2 separate regions of the Mus musculus genome follow, and region 2 is linked to region 1. The links are chromatin contacts, found by POLR2A ChIA-PET in ENCODE. All regions are on one chromosome and are shown on one strand. Each heading gives the region's core, a stretch centred on a gene start or an enhancer-like site at or near the end of the contact. The rest is flanking DNA. Distances are from core to core; before and after follow the strand shown.

What was found. ChIA-PET counts read pairs that join two places held with the same protein, here RNA polymerase II (POLR2A).
Region 2: POLR2A ChIA-PET joins it to region 1 with 16 read pairs in embryonic stem cell. The contact joins the promoter of Derl3 here to the promoter of Mif in region 1. POLR2A ChIA-PET finds 5 or more read pairs at or near these places in 5 of 5 experiments (Patski and embryonic stem cell).

Annotation. Positions count from the first base shown.
Region 1 is chr10:75,858,885-75,861,786 of GRCm38, reverse strand. It overlaps Mif (macrophage migration inhibitory factor (glycosylation-inhibiting factor)), which reads left to right and starts at 1,510. Exons shown (of 3, transcript NM_010798.3): 1 at 1,510-1,726; 2 at 1,928-2,100; 3 at 2,244-2,434. The coding sequence starts at 1,619. The coding sequence ends at 2,310. Gm40697 (a long non-coding RNA gene) reads right to left here and starts at 877. Exons shown (of 2, transcript XR_871836.3): 1 at 821-877; 2 at 89-414.
Region 2 is chr10:75,891,970-75,894,871 of GRCm38, reverse strand. It overlaps Derl3 (Der1-like domain family, member 3), which reads right to left and starts at 1,474. Exons shown (of 7, transcript NM_024440.2): 1 at 1,355-1,474; 2 at 1,188-1,253; 3 at 1,029-1,102; 4 at 812-905; 5 at 245-440. The coding sequence starts at 1,447.

The DNA of each region.
Region 1 (2,902 bases), core at 261-2,760:
TACCATCAATGCTCCCGGAACTGGGAGGGTTAGAGCCTGGGTCCTGGCCGTTCAGACATCCTCTAGTCCAACTAAACAGACAACAGTGGAAAGCGGAGGAGGGAGATTTATTTCAACGTGGCCACCCTGGGAAGGAAGAGGAACATAAAGGAAGTCCAGTGACTGTCACCCCAAGCTCATCTTCAGGGTCCTGCCAGAGGAAGTTTACATTTAAATAGAGGGCAAGAGGTAGGTAGAACTAAGAGATTCTGCTCAAGATGTGATCCCCCAGCAGCACTGTCAAGCTTCAGTCTCTTCTGCAAGACTGACAAGCGTCCAGAGCTGCATAAAATCTCTGCCTTCCAGCCTTTCTCTTTCACCAGCAGGAGACTCCAGAGAAAATTCCATTTCCTTGGGAACCATTGTTTCAATAGTCTGTTAGCCAAAGGGAGGGGGCACAAGTGTCTCTTTAGAATATCTTCATTTCTGTCAGAAACCTAATAGAAACCTTGACATCACAGACAGAACTGGTAGTCCCCACACTACAATCTCTTGATCCACTGTAAAGTTTTTAACAAAAATTAAAAAGGGCTAGGGAAAACAAAGGAAGTCCCAAAATTCCCGTGACATTTCCTGGGCACCGGTCGGATGTCTCACTTGTTAATGAGAAAGCTATACAAAGTCTACCAAGGGCTCTAGATAAGGGTGACTCTGCTGGATCTAATTTGAGCAGGGCTTCCCTGAGGACTGGCAATTGGCCAGAGGAGCAGAACTAGTTAGTACCGCTGGCTCACAGCCTGCTGCCCACTCCTCCCCTGGGAATCTCTCCAAGCATCCTCACCTGTGTGGAGTAACAGGAATGTAGGGAAGTAACTAGATGGCGACTCCGTTCTGCCTCCTTCCCCATTTCACACTCACAAGCCTAGGCCTGGTGGACACGTGTCCCAGGAGGCTCAGGACACACAAAAAGTCGCAGTTGAAAGTGTGTGGGACGAAGGTGATACTGGGCCAGGCAGGGGATCGAGGGCTGACTGTTGGTACAACAGGAGAGCAAAAGCAAGCAAGTGATGGGGCTTGGCTAATTTCTTGAGCTTAGAGAAAAGTTCCCAAGGCAAGGAAGGATTGTTTTTTCTCCAAGTACAAGCCATCACGCTTTTGGCTCATTGTTTGAGGTTAAGTTGTATTCACTAAAGTAGGTCGATCCTAGCCCACTAGCATGAGAAATAAGGCCAACCTACAGGTTCCACCAATAACTTAAGTTCCCTCTTCTTGGAACAGAAATCTCTCAGACCTGAACTTCTTACTATACGGTTAATCTGTAGCATCTACCTGGAATGCCTCGACAAACCTAATCACTAGAGTCAAGTCCTCACTATCTAGCATCCTCCGTTTCCATCTTAGGAAACAAAGAGCCCATGTAATACTTCCTACAGCACCAGAAGCACAGCAAGACCTCTGCAGAAGCAGCGCGCTGAAGGGCAGTCACCGCCCCTTTGGGACGTAGTCTGACGTCAGCGGAGGCGGAGCGGCAGCCGGCTTGGGGCGGTACTGAGCTGGGTCACGTAGCTCAGGTCCCTGGCTTGGGTCACACCGCGCTTTGTACCGTCCTCCGGTCCACGCTCGCAGTCTCTCCGCCACCATGCCTATGTTCATCGTGAACACCAATGTTCCCCGCGCCTCCGTGCCAGAGGGGTTTCTGTCGGAGCTCACCCAGCAGCTGGCGCAGGCCACCGGCAAGCCCGCACAGGTTTGCAGGGAGGACACAGGAAGAGAGTAGGGTGGGGTGGGCCGGCCCGACGTGTGAGGAGGGATGGGGCTGGAAGCCAAGGTGTGCCGGCGGGTGGCGGCTGGAGCTCTCCGGAAGACCTGTGGCCCTGTAGGCAGTCTTTCAGGCGGTCTAACAGTGTGTCTGTATCCCTCCCGCCTCGCCGCCCCTCCCCCCACCCAGTACATCGCAGTGCACGTGGTCCCGGACCAGCTCATGACTTTTAGCGGCACGAACGATCCCTGCGCCCTCTGCAGCCTGCACAGCATCGGCAAGATCGGTGGTGCCCAGAACCGCAACTACAGTAAGCTGCTGTGTGGCCTGCTGTCCGATCGCCTGCACATCAGCCCGGACCGGTGCGTGGGGGACGAGGGGAGGAGGGGGAGGAGGGGCACTGGGAGGTCAGCAGGCAAAGAGGGGGGGGCGTTCAGAGGACACTGGCACGCAGCGCGCTCTCCTAGACCACGTGCTTAGCTGAGCCAGGCTTTCATTTTCTCAGGGTCTACATCAACTATTACGACATGAACGCTGCCAACGTGGGCTGGAACGGTTCCACCTTCGCTTGAGTCCTGGCCCCACTTACCTGCACCGCTGTTCTTTGAGCCTCGCTCCACGTAGTGTTCTGTGTTTATCCACCGGTAGCGATGCCCACCTTCCAGCCGGGAGAAATAAATGGTTTATAAGAGACCACGGTTGCCTCAGCTTCTGCTTCCTTGGCTTGCGGAGGAATTGGGTGCAGGGTGGGGACCTTGAATGGAAGCCCAGGCTCTGAACGTGGGATTGGGGTGTGATGGCAGGGTCGAAGCTGGCCAGTTTGGTCCTCTCTAAACTAGTCCAGTGGTTCAGATGTCCTTTCTTGTGGCCTCTCCTATGCAGCCTTATGTATAAAAGAGGCCGACTTATTCACCTGGTCAGGAGTGTTAATTAGGTCCTTACCACAGTGGCAAATGGAGCCGGTAATATGTGTCATGGAAGGGGAGGTGCTTGGATACAGGGGAGAAATTAATAGTGTGCTCCAGCTGGGCCTGCACCTTCCTCGGCCCCATTTTCCTTCCCAAGAATCACTGTGCTCTAAGCCATGTGGTGGCCACTTCCTTGATCTGGACAATTAACTTGGTGGGAGAGGTAGCCAGGATACAGAGTTCTCCCTAGACCACT
Region 2 (2,902 bases), core at 225-2,724, 33 kb before region 1:
GAACACTGGGGGAGTAGGAGCCAGGAAGCAGAAACTGTAACCACCCCCAGGCAGACCAACTCAGTTCAGAAGGTCAACTGCAGATGCAAATCCTGTGGTCCAGCTGGATTGCTTGAGGGGCATTAATAACGAACAAGAAGTTAGGAGAAGATGAGGGGTTGGGAGGAGCCGGGGAAGGGATGTATGAGCTGGCTCCCTGGGAGCAGCAGGCCTGGGGGTGAGTGGCAACGGTGGGCCAGCTCACCTAACAGGTCTGTGACAACCGAGTTGCCCAGCAGCAGCGAGAAGCCCATGAGGGCCCAGGGCAGGAATGGTGCCTGGAAGTTGAGTAAGCCGAAGAAGTTGACCCTCACGTGAGGGCTGCGACGGCTCCATACATAGACCAGCATGGCCATGAGGGCCTGTCCCAGGAAAAACAGGCTGCCCAGGAATCCCAGCAGCTGGACCAAGAGTCAAGGCTTCCTGGAGCAGTCTGCTGCCCACAGTGCCTCTGACCCTTTCCACGGGTTCCCTCATATCCCTGGTGTATTCCAGAGATTTGAGAACCCCTTTCTGTGATTTCCAGGTACCCAGGCCCCATCAGTTCCCGTGCCTGCTCCTTCTGGCTCTTGCATCCATGTTTCAGAGCCTTGGTAGTCTACCAGACTGCCCTATATCTCCCTGTTGTGCTGTTCAGGGACACTGAAGAACTAGCTGGGGCACCTAAGCTAAATGGCTGCCAGGCTCCGAATGCCTGTCCCTCCTAGTCTGGGTCACGACAGATAAGAAGGCGACTCTTTGGTCCAATAATACTGAACATACAGAAGGATACAGTCATAAGAACACCACCGAAGAGAAACATGAAAACGAAGTCAGCCTTGCGGCCACGGAAAGAACCCTCCTCCAGCATGCGGCAGTAGCGGAACCTGCAACACTGGCATAGGAAGTGCCACGTCGACTGGGCCTCAGTTTCCCCCGTCACCACCCCAGCATAACCCCCATCCCGGGCTCACTCCACCCCCAGCCCCCGCCAAGGTGGCCCAGGATACACGAAGAGCATGTTGAAAAAGAAGCCGAATCCCAGGGGCCCGAAGAAGAGGAAGGTGGTGATGAGCCTCCAGACCTGCAAAGAGGTGGGGGTGGCGGTGAGGCGCGGGGATGGAGGGCAGGGTCCTGGCTGCCAGGCGCCTGGGTCAAGGCCGCCTCACCTGGAACTTCCGGAACACCAGGTGCGGGTTGAAGTAGAGCTGGAAGGGGCTGAGGAGCTCCAGCTGCTGTGGGACAGGAGGCAGTGTAAGCCCCGGGAAGCAGGCGACATCCCTAACCCACCGGGGACTGTAACCATGGTGCCGCCACGCCCGCCCGGCCCGCTCACCACTGCGGCCGTGGTGAGGACGCAGGCCGCGGTGTAGGCGCGTGTCACCGCGGGCACCTGCAGGAAGCCCGCCGCCAGCCTCTGCCCAGCCATCGAAAAATCCTTAGCGCGCGCGCTGGCAAACCCGCTCTCTTTACCCGCCCCCAAGCCCCGCCTCGCTCTCTGGGGGCCAATCAGCGTCCGAGGAGCCGAGCCTGGGGACTGGAAAGCCAATGGGAAGAGGAAGCGGGACGGCCAGGTGTATCCGAGGCGGCTAGCCAATGGGGAAGTCCCACGGTAGAGCACGTGGCGGTTGTTGTGGCTGCTATGGAGGCGTGGGAGGTGTTGTGGCCAATCGTTTGACAGCATCTAGAAAAGAACCAATAGCAAGGACCCACGAGATTGCCACGGGGGCGGGGCTATGAAAAGAGGCACAAAGAATCGAGAAATGGGGCGGGCCGAGATGCTGAACAGGCCTCAGGCCAACCTCCGGCTTTCTGGTGACATTCTGTAAAACTCTAGAATCCAGTTATCACTTGCTGGCTCCAGTCCTGACCTTCCTGGGTGTACGCTGCGGGGAGGACCAGGTTGAGGGTTCTGAGCCATGCAGGAGTAAGTGGGCAGATTGGAGAAGGACTTGAAACTTGGTAAAAGAGAAAAATGCCATTAGTCAATCATTTATTGAGGACCTACTGTGTGTCGAACATTCTGATAAATGCTGGGGATCCTGTAGCCAACAAAAGACACTGTCTATCATGGTCCAGACAGTTTGATACCGCGCAACCTAGAAAAGCTCCTCGATGGAAAATAATGCCTGAGACTCACCTCCACGGTAAGTAAGGTGACCTGTGAAGCCTATTTGAAGAGGTGACATTTAACTGTCACTTCTAAAAGATCCCTGTGCTCACTAAAAGGTTATACAAACAAAACAGTAACGTGCACTGTCCAGGTTATGAAAAAGTACACGTTTTTCTTGCGTTTTTTTTGTGGGGATTTAAAATGACTCAGCTTCTATGGGGAACAGTAAATGCGGTGCTCAAATGTAGAAAGCAAGACGACCACTGGGTGGAGTGGAGCTCGCCTTCATTCCCAACACTCCAAAGGCAGAGGCGGGGAGATCTCTGAGGGTCCGAGGCCAGTCTCGTCAACAGCGTTCCAGGCCAGCAAGGATTACATAGCGAAATGTCATCTCTAAATAAATAAATATACAATTATCAGACGAGGAAATTGGAGGCAGGATAGTGAGTTCTGATCATGATACCTGAGATACAAAACCAAACGCTGTCTCAGAAAGCTAAAATACTGATTTCATTTTATTCAAATAAAACTTAAAACATAGAATTACCATTGTACCCCTTAGCAAGTCTACCCAGAAGAACTTAAAGAGAAACGTTTGCCAGGCATGGTGTCATATACCTTTAATCCCAGCACTTGGGAGGCAGAGGCAGGCAGATTTCTGAGTTCATGGCTAGCCTGGTCTATAAAGTGAGTTCGAGGACAGCCAGGGCTACACAGAGAAACCCTGTCTAAAACAAAACTAACTAACTAGCTAACTAACTAGACAAGTAC